2 separate regions of the Mus musculus genome follow, and region 1 is linked to region 2. A link is a loop called in an ENCODE intact Hi-C map of the cell type or tissue named here. Cell type or tissue: left cerebral cortex. All regions are shown on one strand.

Region 1 (8,000 bases), 130 kb after region 2:
GCCTCTCCTCCTCTTTGCAGGACAGTGATGGTGAGAAGAGTGATGACAACTTGGTAGTTGATGTGTCCAATGAGGTATGTTAGTAGCTAGCCCTACTTCTGCTGCTCTGCAGCTATGGCAGAGGCAAGTGTCCAAAGCACTTAGGAGAAACTATTACCAACTTTATACATTGCTGGGTCTTTCAAAATGCTGCTCCTTCCTTTCAGATGTCACTGTCCTTCCCACCACTAGAAATAACAGGTGTCAGTGGTCACCCTACTGATTTTATGTTCCTTACAGGCTCATGGAGTTTTTGATATTTGCTTTTGTTTTGGGATGTCCTCTCAATACCAGATGTTTCCTTCAGTAATTTCAGTTAATGTTAATTGATTAAAGTCCAGTTAATTCCAGACATTTTGTACTACTAAGTGCTTTTAGTTAGAAGTGCCCCCAGTAAAGGACTTGTGCTATGAGTCAGTTGTCAGTCTTCTTATTATTATTTTTAATTTACTCTGTGTATTTCGTCTTCGAAAAGGCGGCGCAGTTGACAGTCTTACTTGTTTGTCATTGTAGGATCCATCTTCCCCCCGAGGAAGCCCAGCACATTCCCCAAGGGAGAATGGCCTGGACAAGACACGACTCCTCAAGAAAGATGCCCCCATCAGCCCCGCTTCTGTTGCATCTTCCAGCAGTACTCCTTCCTCCAAATCCAAAGAGCTTAGCCTTGTAAGCTGCTCCCTAACCAGAACTGCCACTTCCAAGATAGTTATTGGGTTTGGGGTTTTCAGTTTTTGTGTATTTCCCATTTATCTCTGGGGCTTAGATTTCCAGTTTAATTAAAAATATGTTTGAACCAGAAAGGTTTACTAACTTGATGGTATTTGCTTCCTGAGTTTGTATGCTTAAGAGAGACATAGGTGGATGAAAATGAGAGAAAAACATCATAGTAAAGTTGAAAAGTACAGATAAGAGTTAGTGTGATGTTCTCATTGCCTGTGGTTTGTGGTGAACTCGCTCAGGAGTTTAGCTGTCATTTTATTAGGTGCTTCATTTGAATTGCCACGCTAGACACAGCTGCAATAGTTTTGCTTCTGCCTAAGTACTCTCTCACTAATACGAGGCTGCTTGGACTCAACACGAATGCCTGACTGAATTTGCCAGCAAGCTGCATCTTTCCCTACGCCGTCTCCTGTATAGGGCTGTATAGGGCTGTATAGGGCGTTGGTTGCATTTGTGTGTCGTAAATCCCCTTTTCTCTTCACCACTTATTTTCATCTTTTAAAAACCATGTGTTTTTCAGTGACCTTTTGAATTCACAGCTGAAGGATCAGAGAGAGGATTCTTGTGTTTGTGTGCAGATAGCGAGTGTATGTGTTTAGAATGGATGGAAGGCTAGAGTGAGGTTTGGATCCCACCTCTGTCCTTCCTTCTGGAACTCTGGTTATCTTTTCATGGCCTCTCCTTCCTCCTCTGGGATCTATGGTGATTCCTGCGTGGGTGTATCCTGAGAGCAGCAAGTCAGATACGGAACTTCTTAGGATGTGAACAGTGTATTGGGGACCTGACTTAACCATGGCCACCAGCATTAGCCCACATTCAGGATGCATGCTTGGTGAATTTCTTTGGCCTCTGAGTGAGACCAGATTCTTATAAATAATTTCCTGAGTTCATCCTCAGTTCAGGTTTTCCTGAACTGTGTCCTCTTGGTTCTTTGCTAGCTGCTTTTAACTGATGTAAGATATAAGACAAGCTAAAGAAATTGTCTCATTTTTCTGTTTTGTTTTGCTTGTTCTTTTAATATATAAGTAACTCTTAAAATTATGCTCTCATAGCTGATATATTCCATCTCTTGTTAGAATGAAAAGTCTACTACTCCTGTTTCAAAGTCCAATACCCCTACTCCACGAACTGATGCACCTACCCCTGGCAGTAATTCTACTCCTGGACTGAGGCCTGTACCTGGAAAGCCACCAGGTGTGGACCCCTTAGGTTAGTAAGGAAAAATATATGTTGTATATTTATTTATACTTCTTTTTTTTTTTTAATTTAAGTAATTTAAGTAATAAAATCTGTTAAAAGTAGTAATGAGCAGCACACTGACTGACTGTTAGAGAAGGCAAGTATTCCAAACCAAGCATGTGGCCCCATCCACATCTAACAGGTCGTTAAGTGTTAAACAAAAAAAGGGGGGAGGGAGGTAGATAAATGATTGAATCACTCCAAAGGCTGACTGATTTTGAGAGTAGTAAAATCAGTTCATTTGAACTATGGCTTGTACTGTTGACCAACTGAAGAAGGTGCAACAACCATTTTCTGTGTGCTTGACTTTCTCTTCAGCATCAAGCCTGAGGACCCCGATGGCTGTACCTTGTCCATATCCAACCCCCTTTGGGATCGTGCCCCATGCTGGGATGAACGGAGAGCTGACCAGCCCCGGAGCCGCCTATGCTGGGCTACACAACATCTCCCCCCAGATGAGTGCAGCTGCTGCTGCAGCTGCGGCAGCAGCAGCCTATGGAAGATCACCTGTGGTATGTTTACATGCATTTATAGTTTAGAGTTTCAGAACACACAGCATTCTTTTTTTTATTAGATATTTTCTTCATTACATTTCAAACGCTATCCCCAAAGCCCCCTATACCTTCCCCCACCCACATAGGAGAATAAAGCCTTTGTCATTAGCCTCAATAAATTAGTATAATTTTTTATATGTTCCAGTCCTGAATAAAGGACCATTAAATTTCAAGCATCCTGTCATTTTATTAATAGATACTGCTGTAAATGTCTCTAAAGTCATATTTTCAAATTATCTGTGATCCTAGGCTTTAGGTGCCACATTATGCAAAGCATAACATATCTATCTGTTGTTTTGCATATCAACAATTTTAGGTGGGATTTGATCCACACCATCACATGCGAGTGCCAGCAATACCTCCAAATCTAACAGGCATTCCAGGAGGAAAACCGTGAGTACCTTTTGTCCTTTGGATTCATTATCTAAAAAGCTCTGGTCCTTGCTTTCGTTTTGGAATTGGGGCATTGCTGAATAGCATCAAAGTAGTTTTCATTTCCTCTTAGCAAAAGACAAGGCATAATAAGGTTCAGTTTTGTGTGTTCCATTTTAAAAAAATCAAGCCTTCATATAAAATGTAAGTTGGGAAGGCAGCTCTGGCAGTCAAGGCTTCTCTCTGTCTGTTGCCGATTTTAAGGCAGTTGTTCAGCAAGTGTGATGTTTATATGCAAACTTGCATGATTAGAATTTGAACATGTAGAGACAGTCTTCTGTTCAGTTCTATTTCTAGAAAAGGTAGTTTGCTCATTTGGCTTCTCTACTGTGAGCTGAGCATTTGGAATGTCTGTTCACACTCTCCTGGAGTGATAACAGACCAAGTACAACACACCTCTTCTAGCCTCTTTGTATAGTCTAATTTCATCACATCCTACTCCACAGTCTTGGTTTCTGTATACATGCGCTCTTCTGTTCTCACTACCTAAACACAGTTCTAATTGGATTAGAAAATTGGACAAGAAAACCTTCAGACTAGTATTTCAATCTCAAAAAAAAAAAAGAAGAAAGAAACTTTTTTCTTTCTTCATAGGAAACATTCTTGCCTCACATGTATACACATGTGCTCTCAAGCACCTGCCCCGGGTCGTCTCCCCCCGCCCCCCAACATCTTTGGCTTCTTTTCTGAAATTGAACCAACCACACATATGCTACATCTTCATTCTCCTGTACAATCCAGACTTGACTGAGTAACCACAGAAGTCTCCCTCTCCTGGCTGCTTGCCTGTTGGGCATTTATTCACACTGATCCTCCTCTATCAACATTTTCTATGATTCACTGTCTCACTTCACATCTCTGTTAGAAGCCCTTATGACAGCATTCTGCCCTAACTCTTGTCTTTAAATAACATCCCTTTTTGCCTCCCTCCCTTTTGCTATTTTCCTCTACTTTTTTTTTTTTAGATAGAATTTCACTGTGTACCCCAAGTGGTCTTAAGTTTGTTGATCCTCCCACTTCTGCCTTAAGTGCTAGGCTGGTATTAGAGAGGGGCACCGTCATGCCCAGCTTTTAAAAGTTTACTTGTAGCCATTGCCTGCCTCTTCCCACTTGAGTATAAGCTCTGTAAGAGCAGAAGCAGAAGAGAGTCTTCCTTGTTTGTTTTGATATAATGTTCAGAAATGTTGATTAGAGTTGTGGGGTTGAAAAGTCCAGTTGGTGTAAGGTGCCATATTTGATGCTGCCCCATTTATTTATTTATTTATTTATTTATTTATTTATTTATTTTGGTTTTTTCGAGACAGGGTTTCTCTGTGTAGCCCTGGCTGTCCTGGAACTCACTCTGTAAACCAAGCTGGCCTCGAACTCAGAAATCCACCTGCCTCTGCCTCCCAAGTGCTGGGATTAAAGGCATGTGCCACCACGCCCGGCAATGCTGCCCCTTTTAAATGAAAGATATTTTGATCATAATCTTGTCCTCCCCAACTCTTCCACCCAACTCCATGTTCTTTCTCAACAAAGTAAACAAACAAGCCCACATACATACAAATGCATATGGATTCCATATTGCATTGGCCAAACTACTCCTGAGCACAAGGCCCACCATGCAGAATGGCTGTTATATTTAGTACTGCTCTACTGAATATTTTTCCTCCCTTGGTAGCTATCGTTTGTAAACAGCATCTTACTTAGTGGTGGGCCACTTCACCTTTTCCATGCTGGAATTTTATCTGGCTTGAACTATTGCAGGTCATATGTATGCTATCACAGTCACTGTGAGTTCATATGTGTATCAGTTCTGTTGGGTCTCAAAGTGCTGCTCCCTTGGAATCATCTGCTACCTCTGGCTCTTAGAATCTTCCTGCATCCTCTTCGACATAGATTTTGAGCCTTGAGGAAAGGGGTGTGATACAGACATCTCAAGCACTCCAAAAGTTTTTCACACTCTGCACATTGTTCAGCTGTGGGTCTCTATGTTAATTACCACTTGCTACAAGATGTATCTTCTCTAATAAGGGTTTAGCAATGCACTGATCTATGGGTATATAGTAGATATCCCCCTAAGGTCCCTGAGCTATCTCATTTTAGATTCTTGGTCTTGCTAACAGTGTCAGGTTTGAGATCTGTTTCATGGTGTAGACCTTCACTTTAATCAGACAGTAGTTGGTTACTCTATTTGTGTCTCTGTTGTATCAGGGGGTGTATTTTCCAGGCATATTGCTGATACAGTGCAAAGGTATTGTAGCTGCATGAAGTTTATGATTCCATCTCTCCTCCAGCCACATGTATACTGCCTTCCAGCATTAGGAACAATACTCAGGAAGTGAAGCTTCTAGTTGTGTAACAGCTTAATTTTTCCATATTTTCAATTTTTGATAACAAGTACATGGTATCTTCAGCAACAGTGTCTAACCATCAGGTTGTGGAAGGCTAACTAATAGCATGGACAGTAACCTAGTAATGTTGAGCAGGGGTGAGGTTGACTATGGTACCTGTACCGGCTGCTTTTGTGTGCCAACTTGACACAAGTTGGAGTTATCACAAAGAAAAGAGCTTCAGGTGAGGAAGCAGGCTGAGCAAGCCAGGGGAGGCAAGCCAGTAAAGAACATCCCTCCATGGCCTCTGCATCAGCTCCTGCTTCCTGACCTGCTTGAGTTCCAGTCCAGTTCCAGGTGATGAACAGCAGTGTGGAAGTGTAGGCTGAATAAACCCTTTCCTCCCCAACTTGCTTCTTGGTCATGATGTTTGTGCAGGAATAGAAACCCTGACTAAGACAGTACCTTTAGTCAAAAGTTGCACGCCCACTGCTAGTACTGCAGGTTTGTTTGGTAGCATATGATGTCTAGTTGCAGCATTGTCCCTGCTATGTATGGTTAACTCCATTTAAATTCCTTTTAAATATTTTTATATATTTAGGAAGCTTCTACAATAACAGGATTCTGTATGATATTTTTATACGAAAGCTCAGGCTGCTTTCTTATAGAACACCAAGACTACTATCCCAGGGATGGCACCACCCACAATAGCGCCCCCCCCCCCCCCATCACTAATTGAGAAAATGACTTATAGCTGGATCTTATGGGGGCATTTCCTCATCTGCACATAAAAAGGCCTTCAAAGTTAGATATTTCTACCAATATTCCCTTTTCTACTGTGTCCTCCTGTCTCCCTCCCAATTTAATCCTCCTATTCTAGTTTCCTCATTATTCCTTTACATTCTATTTCCCCTTCTTTGGAAGACCCTTAGTCACTTACTAGATACCTAACTCTAGATATTCTGAATAGAGCACACACATTTAACATTTAAAAGCTGATGTTCATATATAAGAGAACCTGTATTACTTGTCTTTTGGGGTCTGAGTTATTCTCACTCAGGATGATTATTTCTAATTCTATTTATTTATCTGCAATTTTCACAGTTTATTTTCAACAGCTGAGTAAATAGTTCATTGTGTAATGTACCACATTTTCATTATCCATTCATTCACTGATGGACACCTAGGGTGTTTTCATTTTCTGGTTGTTAGGAATAGAACAGAAATGGATATCGATGAGCAAGTATCTCTGTAGTAAGATGGAGCATCCCTTTGTCTAAGCCCAAAAATGGTGTTAGAGGTCAGCTTTTTGAGGTACCCACACACTAATTTCTATAGTGTCTGTACCAGTTAGCACTCCCCACCAACAATGAATATTCAGTTATAGAAGTAACTTCCAAAGCTGGGCAATGGTGGCACCAGCACTCAGGAGGCAGAGGCAGGCAGATCTTGAGTTCAAGGCGAGCCTAGTCTACAGAGCTACTTCTAGAATAGACAGTACTATATAGAGAAACCCTTTCCTGAAAACAAAACAAACAAACAAAAAAAGCCAACAAATAACTTCAAGTGCCTTAAATACTGCATAGTTTACAGTTGATACTCATAGTACAAGTTTATTCAAAGAGTAAATAAATATGATATGATATGCTGATGTCTTCCTTCTCTGTCTTCCTTTTTTATTACTTCAGTGTTAGGTACTTGCTTGCCATCTTAGTGTCTCCTTGTGTTCTTGCTCTCCCTGTTTCACCTGCCCTTCAGTGGAAAGCATGCCTGATTGACCTTGACTCTGTTTTTGTTTTCTATCTGCTGAATAAACTCAAGGTTGTTCCTTCTATACCTAACTTTACTACAGACTAACCCAAATGTCCCAGTTGCATCAAACAGTGCTGGCTCTATAAGCCAAGTTGTTGAGTAAATATTTGGCTTATTAATAAGGGAAACAAGGCAAATTAGACTTTGAGTTCCTTGAGAGTTGAAGATATAAATATCAATTACCATAAAATTCTGTGTACCTGTGTATGCTGTGCAAATAGTAGTTGACTGACTAACAAGTTTTGTTGGCCAAGAACTGTGAAGGTGAAAGATTAGTCTATTTCAGGCAGTGGCTAAATAACAGGGCCATGGGATTAATCAAATAACAGCTCAAATGCTGGAATAGCAGCATTAATCAATAACAGCTCAAAAGATGGAAGGCCTCTTTTAGAGAAGAGGTACAGTCCTTTCTTTAGGCACTGTTGACAGTCACCAAGTAAGTAGCCATTAGAAGTAGTAGAGTGGATAAGTTGAGGATTCTTGGTGCAGGTCAGCCTTGAAGCCCCAGGAGTGTAAGTGTGTTTGAATATTTAATAAGCAGTGCTCACCTTGGTCTAAGGGTCATGCCGGTTAGACCCCTGTAGAATTACAGTCTGTTTGGCCCATGATGCTTCTGAGCCTTGTGCTTGATTCTCTTCCTTCAGTCTTGACTAATGACACTAAGTACCACAGATTTCCACTGCTACAGCAAATGGACAGCTGCCATGCTTTCCCCAGAAACCTGAACTTAAACTTAGCTTTTCTGGTAATAAATATACAAGAGGTTGCTTTGTTTTGTTTTCCCAGTCATTCATGTAGTTGCACTATAGATGGTTACATGGTAGGTACTCTATGTATTATATTGATAGAAATTTTACTAAGAACCTTGAAGAAAAGTATGCTTTTTTAA
Region 2 (8,000 bases):
GGCGAGATGATTTGAAGGATACAGGTTTAATTGCTTCTCCTTCTTTGACAGTATTATGAAATGTCCTATGGGTTGAACATAGAAATGCACAAGCAGGTAAGTTATTTCTTTATAATCATTTTATGTGACAGTCATACTCATGTACTTTGAAAAGAAAATTGTATATTTTGTGATTTTTTTTTTTTCTTTTGTACATTTGAGATGTCTACCTATATCTTAAAAGACTTGGGGGTGAGTAAGAAGGCAAGTCTTTTGTGTGTGGTTCCTCTTGTTCCATATTATCCTAACTTTTGGAAATTTAAAATTATTAACTCAGAATGCGTATTAAACTTTTCTGCACTTTCAAAAACAGCATGCAGAATGTAGAATGTGTATTGTCTTTTTGTAAAGAGTTACCTTATATATTTCAGGCATCAAAATTCTCTTATGAAAGAACTTTCCTTGGAAAGTATTAATGAATAAAATTGTAAATTGTGTGAAACCTTTCCTGTGAAAGAACAGAGGAGTGAGCTGGGAGGATCAGATGAAATCTGCAGAGCTATAAAAGAAATTGATGTAAAAATCTGTGCACTAGTCCCTGGAGCCTACTTAGTAGATCTTACCAGGAACTCTGGCTTCGACTTCCAAAATTTGTGCAGAGTAAATGAACCTGATAGGAGGATGTGATTAATGTTAAGCCCTGGGTCTTGAGATCTAGCAATTACTTTGGGGTTGGGGGAGAGCGCATTGGTATAGGTATATGTGACTACTATAGCTGCTACAGGGTTTTGTTTTTGTTTTTGTGTTTTTTTTTTTTTTTTTTTGTTTTTTGTTTTTTGTTTTGGCTAGAGACCAAAAAAAATGATTTGGTTTAAGTTCCCTAAATGGAAAAGATAGCCATATGTATGTATGTATGTATGCATGTATGAATGTATATGTACACACACACACACACACACACACACACACACACATGTAAAATGCTATTTAGCAATAATTCCTTTAGGAAGCATTTCTTTGAAGTCATCTCCTCATGAAGGACTTCGGGTCTCATCACCCATTTCAGAACAGATAACATGTATATTTGCCTGCTGAGAAAGAAGCGATGGACAATTTTCTGTTTTCCATGTCTTATTTATTTGTGGTCAGGGTAATGTATGTACCTTCTAAGATTAAGAAGTGTGAGATGACTAGGTCATCAGGCTGTAAGGATTCTTTTAACTTAGTTATTTTCTACATGGTCAGAATGCACCCACATTAGTAGTTCATTAAAAGACATCTCTTGAACAATAAAAGCAACCAGATAGTATTTGAAAAAATAAAGTTGGGAAAATTACAACAGTATTTACATTGGTGACTTTATCTCAAGTTCTGTTTTACTCTGTATGCTATTTGGTTGTGCTGATGTTAGCATATTATATACGGTATATGATAATACATACATGTTGGAGTTTGAATGGCACATACTTACATTTATATTTTAGTATCTTTGCCATTTCTGTTTAGGTTAGTCATACATATACTGCTTAAGCAAAATGTATTCAGCTTAGGAGTGGACTCCCTTTAGCTCTACCTCCCAGGAATATTGTTACCTGATTACAGTCTGGATCTTGTAAATACTTTTGTTTGTTTGTTTGTGTTTATGTACCTTCCCAGAACTAGTTTCTCTAAAGGATGGACGGGGTGAATGCCCCTCCTTTTCCCCTTTGTATCCTTTCCTCCCCTGACCACTTAGTCTCACTTGGCCTCTGGCTTTTCTTGGGCCATCTACACCTGGAAGGGTCACATATCTTTATGTATTCATTTTGGTGTTGGGTAGATGTGAGAGCCTTTAAGTTTACACATTTTATATGACTATGAATTTTGTCATCTTCTTGTTCAACTGGCCTCAGATACCATCCATTTAAAACTGAGTAGAGTACACTTTGCCTGCCCCCTCCTCTTGCTTTTGAATTCAGTCATATCAAGAATCCCCAGGGCAGTTTATCACATTATGAAATACAGACAGCCCTGCAAACCACCTACTTATTATATTTTCTTTCTTTCCCCGCCTTAAGCGCAGAGGCAGATCTGTCTTTATTTGTTTTCCTAGGCAGACAGCCTGACTTTCTCTTAGCTGCTCTTGCAGATGCACTCGCTGGATACCCTTGTAATGGAAAGGAGCAATAATGCAAGGAAGTTGCCCCGAGGCATAATTGTGCCTATTTCTCAAGATCGGTTTAGGCTTATTCACTTATTAGATTTGTGTCTCAAAGGGTTCAAGAGTAAGAGTCCCAGGAGGCCTCAGAAGTACCCTAGTAATTGGTGGCCCCGATATTTGAAACCCCTGTGTATTTTTTCTTTTGTTGTTGTTGTTAATATTCCTGTGTTCCCATTCTTCTTGGCTGCAGCCAGCCACACAGAGTATTTTTTGAGGAATTTTTCACTGGGACAGAAAATGAAGGTTTTGAAGAAGCCATGACTCCGTGACTTAGCAAATGCATAAACAGTGGGAAACAGGGAGGGTCCCCGTTTTCCCCCTCCCCTAGGTGATGCTCATCATCAGTCGCCCTGGGTTGATTCTGATAGAGAACCATAAAATGAAACCTATGGGGAATTTGTCATTCTGAAATGAAAGCTAATGTAATTAGTACCAATTAAAGTACATTTAGTAAATTGGATTTAATCTTAATTAAGCCTGCGTAATGTTGCCAATTTTTAACAATTATGTTTGAGAACATAATTAATTTAAATTTTGGTAACTGAGTAAATAGCATTAGTCTGGTAAAATTAGTGGATTTTTTTTTTTTTTAAAAGGGAAACTCAGTGACATGACATGGAATTGGAGCATAAAATATGAATGTAATTTTTAGTAATCTTTCCTAGGATTGAACAGATGAAGCTGGGGAAAAAACATCCGGAGAAGTTCAAGTGGAATGTTCTAGGGCACAGTGGGAATTAGTACTTTTCCATTGTCTTCAGTTTTATCGTGAATATGGTCATGATAATTAGGACCTGATTAGAAATGGCCTGGAATTCATTCTGATGTCTTCAAAGTAGAGTTTTTAAAAATCAAAGAGCATTGATTCCTTCAGGATTTCCCTGTCTATAGGGCTTTGCTTTAGACAGAACGGTTGGTCCAGGGTTCTTGTTACTTTCTTCTGATCCTTTATATAGTTTGGTTGGGTCAGTGACCCTGGGCAGATAGGGTGTTGTGTGTGCAGTTGATGCCACAGCTAGATGCTGTTGGTTCGAGTCCTTTGCCTGCAACTCTATAATGGAAGAATTCTTCTCGAATGGAGTCAGACTCTGGCTGTTGCCACTCTGAAGTGTGAATATTGGATGTAGATTAGGAGTTATTGATGTGTGAATTCAACCTGTAGAAATGAAATAGGTGAACATTCTATGTTGTAAAAAGTGGGGATGAGAGTAACTTGCAATTTCTTCATTGTGTGTTTTATAATTGGAAGATCTCTTCTAAAATTTACTTGCTTGGTACACGAATTTTAAAAACTGTCAGAAAACCTTTGAAATTTGTTGACACTTAAAATCTAAGCATGCAACTTACACAATTATATGAAAATAGGTGTTTGCCATATGTGCATATTCTTGTGTGTAATTTTTTTGCCCTTAAGTAACAAAAATTTTATTTCATCCCAAGCCATGCAAATTTCATTACAAGATGTGGGCCACAACCATTTGAGTGCTGCTAAAATATTAATTGAATAGAAATGAAAGGCCTTGCCAACTGATAGGATATCATAATCATAGCCTCTTTGGTCAATGGTAAATGATGATAAATGACATTAGGAACCTTTTAGCAAACTGTAATAACTACAAGGGGGGAAGCAGTATGGATTTGCATTATATCTGATACCCTCTAGTACCAAGTGGATTGCCAATACTGCTTGTTTAGCATTTTCTAAGGGCAATAGGATATTGATTTCTGACTTACAAGGAACAGCTCTATTTTCACCATTGAAAAGTATTGCAGGTTGTTAAGAAGAAATTGACTTGAAGAGGCCGACTGCTGCCCATCATGGAGCAAATAAAGCAAACCTGCCGAAGCATGGTGGAGCAGCGAGACGGGCCCTCAGCAATTTGTTGCTATTAATTTACCATGCTCGACAGCAAATCAATCGGCATCTACTTCATCTGCTGGAGAAAATGCTGTCCAGGGCAGATAAAAGGCTCGGCATGGTACAGAGAATAGACTGGCTTGGCCAAAAGGAGGCTGCAGTTAATGTGTAAATAAGTGAAATCAAGGCCACTGTTGCAGAGGAAGCAGTTGTTAATTAGGTTGGTGCTTTTTAGTGAACTATTTTAGAAAGCAGCCTAGGATTTGGAGAATAAGGAGGGATTTAGTGAGGTTGAAGTAATATATGACTGGCTTGACATCCAGCCTTCAGTGCACTTGATTTTAGGGTGCAGTCAATTTATTTGAGGATAGCACTTGCAATGGAAGTTAAATTATTTAAAGTTCTGTGTAGAGCAGATTTCTCTTAAGATAATTTTGTCGAGGGTTATTACTGATATCTTAGATCTTGTATATGTTTATATTGGAAAGAATGCTTGGAGAAGCATGTGTCTGAGTATGTAGATAAAAGTAAAAATTTTAACTAGTGGCTGCTTTTCTGAAACGAGTGTGGTTAAACTTTTGCATATGTGAACAAGGGAAGCGTTATTAAAAGAGGGGTGCTCTATTTGACAATAACAGACAAACCAATGACAAGTTTTGCTACAAGAACTTTCTTTTATATCCATTAAGGAATAATCTACTGTTGGGCGTGGTAGCATACACCTTTAATCCCAGCATCTGGAGGCAGAGGCAGGCCTCTTTAAATTTGAGGGCAACCTGGTCTACAAAATGAACAAAGATGGATTCTTCTGGCTATGGGCTGGGACATTTTAAAGAGGCACAAATAAAATTCTGATGCTTAAATGTAAACTCCAGCGGGAAGAAAGGAAGGAAAGGGGCTCATGTTTGTTTGTGTGTTTTTTTGTTCTCTATTGAGGTTTGAAGCTTGAAGCAGCATTTTATAACGTAAGATTACTGATAATCTGATTGATATTAATGAAATAGAGGTTTATGGTTTTGATTTACCTCGTGGCTTTGGATGTTTTAGACTAGGGACAAGTTTACTCCTGTGTAGTAAATCTAAATGGTGGAAATTTAACTTAAGATTATTTTCCCACACAAACTGTCTGAGGACCCGATATTGTGCCAGTTAATCCCAGGAGGCAGTTTCTTGGGCAAGACCTAGGAGCCTTTTATGCTCTGCAAGAGGATCCAGAAGGTGAAATTTAACCACTAGAGTGTGTATATGTGTTAAGAGGAATATTTTCTGAATTCTTTGTGTGATTTTTTTTTCTTTCTTGTGTAAAAGTTTAAGTTTTGAGGCATCATAGGAAAATATCTATAGAATTGTTTTTTTACCTTCAGTTGAGATTGTTGAGTTGGAATTAAGAGTTTCCGTCCAATAGAAGTGAACATTTATTATATATCTGGCATGTGCTTACCACAGACCTGGGCATGCTGCCAAAAATCTTGAATTCTTATAAAGATCCCAAGAAAAGGATTATGTCCAATCAAAGGATGATTAAACAGGGTCAGATCTGTTCATGGTGATATAGTAATAGGTGGTAGGTTGGAGTGGATTGCCTAGGAGGCTGCCCTGTTAGGAAATGGATTGGCCATAAATTAGAGATTTAGGCCTGAGCTCATTGCTGGAATGGAGAAACCCTTGGCTACTAAGAACAAACTTTGATTTCTGCCTGTGAGCACCTGAACTTTGGACGTCCACCCCAGAACCCCTTGAAGAGTCCAAGGCTGGAACCATTCAGGATAGGCTCCCTGTCCAGGCTGCCTCAGTTGGTGGGAGGTCCTGGATGGCTTTCTCCTGGTCTCCCACTTGTCAGCAAGCAAAGCTACTTGCTGCTGCTTGTAAGGAAATTCTGTCTTCTCTCCAGGCTGCCTGTTTGTTTATTTACGAAGGATTCTTCTGTTTAATTTATCTTTTCCTGTGGCTTCTTAGTCTGTCTGAAGACAAGGGGGCTGTTTGTTAATCATCACCTCAGGGCTTCTGAAGGGGGAAGCTGGGAGGGGAAAATGTGATGTTTTGTGGCCTCTTTGTAGTTCAGAAAGAGGTTCTTAGATGCAGGAAATCACACAACTCAAACTTTTAAATGAAGGCAGATGGTTTGCTTTTCCTGTTGAGAATTTCTTTGTAGCATTCAAAGGCATATTTCCTACTCACTGCTCTGCAGTCTCTGCTTCTATTGTTTATTTTACTTATCATTTTGATTGACAAATTTGTATTTAGGCAGTGTAGCTCTGAGCTCTGTTGGACTAATGAGCTAGACAAGAGTGAACTGCATCTTAGATGCTTTCTTAGATGCATCTTAGATGTCTCAGTGAAGGTTCATGGCTACATTTCTCATTTAATTTTACTTTTTTTCCTTTGCCTTAGATAATAGTTAAAGGGAGTTGGTAGTTATATGTTAAACACCTAGTAGTTCTTTATATTTGCTTTTAATGGGAAACTTTTATTACATTTCATATTTGATAGCCTGGGTTGAGACTTTGGGTTAATAATGATTTGCTAGTTAGAGAGGGAAAAGACGATGTGATTTCTAAAAGGTAGTTTCCTTTACCATTTTCATACCTTCTTTTAAAATGTTCTACAGGCAGGCACCCAATTCTTCATCAGTTTGAGGTCAGTCTATTTTACAGGGTGAATTCCAGACCAGGCATAGCGGGACACTGTCTCAAAATTAAATGAATTAAGTTAAAAAGAGGGGGTGGAGAGATAGTAGAGTTGTTAAGAGTGCTCACTGCTCTTGCAGACCACTGGGGTTCTGTGCCCAGCTCCCATATCAGGAAGCTCATAACTCCCTGTAAGTCCAGTTCCAGGGGCTCTGACCCTATCTTTTGACTTCTGGATATCTGCAGTTCTGCCTCATCCATGTGCACATAACACACTTACAGTGTCATTTGGGTAATGGAGACATGCTAGGTTGTCCGTTTTGCAAAGCGTGAGGCAGCACATTTAAGCGTGGATACTGATTTACACTGATGACAGTTTGTAAGGTTTAGGACTTCTTTAAAAGTCAGTACTCTGAAGACCGTTTATGAAATTGTTAGACTAAGGGGGAAGGCCTTACAAGTCTTAGCCAAAGTGAAAGACAAAGCTGTTTTGACTTTGTCTTAGTAACAGCTGTCAGTGGGAGTTGCTTTCTGCCTGTAAAGAGGGATTTAGCTGGCCTTCATCGCTGCAAATCTATATATCCTCTCTGTTTTCACTGGAATTGACCCACAGCACTGATGCCAGGCTTTTGCTATTTCTATATCACAGAGCCATGACTTACCTTCTTCAGAGAGCTCCAGTGTGTAACCTGCACATCCAGGGGGACAGATGGGCAAAGCATAGATTTTCTTAGCTGGTTTGTCAAAGAAGCAGAATGGTAAAACTCCAGGTTACCCTTTGGGCACTCTGTCCTCTGGGAGATGAGTTGTCTTGTTATCTTTAGGTGATTTTTTTTTCTCATAAATACATATGGATTTGTGTTGTGTAGGGGCTTCTGCATCTTAGAACAAAGGCATAACTTCTCCCCACCCTGTGTAGGGCCTTCCCTCTTAACTACAGCCACCTAGGCAGGTGAGAGGTTGGGAGGCAGACTAGCAGCAATTCTTTGACATTGCTGCTAGTTTCTTTTCAGACAAGATCTCACTGTTGCTTTGACCAGACTTGAATTCTTAATCCCCCTGTCTCAGGCTCCTGAATACTGGGATTACAGGTGTGAGCGTCTACACCTGATTTTATTATTTTCCAACTCTATATTCTACTTTGAAGGTTTGTAGGTTCTTTTGGTTCAAGGTCTTAGAAAGGCCTGGAAATACATCTGGAAAGAATAGTGAGTGCTGTTGGAAATTAAAAACACTAGTACCTTTCTTTGCACAGAGCTTAAGGCATTTTACATGCTTACTTCAGGGATCTTGATGTTCCTGTAAAGCGGGTAGCAAGTTCGGATCTGTGTGTTTA

Evidence for each region. Hi-C counts contacts between places; a loop is a spot of excess contacts. Peaks named below come from ENCODE experiments on the same cell type or tissue, not always from the same donor. Only the 100,000 strongest peaks of a DNase experiment are listed, where the experiment ranks them.
Region 1: a loop joins it to region 2, with 2.2 times the contacts of the local background. A loop is called at or near these places in 9 of 42 quality-filtered maps.

What each region holds. Positions count from the first base shown.
Region 1 is chr19:14,459,254-14,467,253 of GRCm38, reverse strand. Tle4 (transducin-like enhancer of split 4) reads left to right here. Exons shown (of 20, transcript NM_011600.3): 10 at 21-74; 11 at 553-705; 12 at 1,836-1,968; 13 at 2,317-2,510; 14 at 2,869-2,945. Among named protein-coding and RNA genes, the nearest start is that of Gm8630, 27 kb to the right of the region's middle. In left cerebral cortex, a CTCF peak has its summit at 3,747; DNase peaks (open chromatin) are centred at 3,301 and 3,776.
Region 2 is chr19:14,586,480-14,594,479 of GRCm38, reverse strand. Tle4 (transducin-like enhancer of split 4) reads left to right here. Exons shown (of 20, transcript NM_011600.3): 4 at 52-96. Among named protein-coding and RNA genes, the nearest start is that of Tle4, 7.7 kb to the left of the region's middle. In left cerebral cortex, no CTCF peak of the experiment used is centred here; DNase peaks (open chromatin) are centred at 616, 4,069 and 5,555; H3K4me3 peaks cover 437 bases.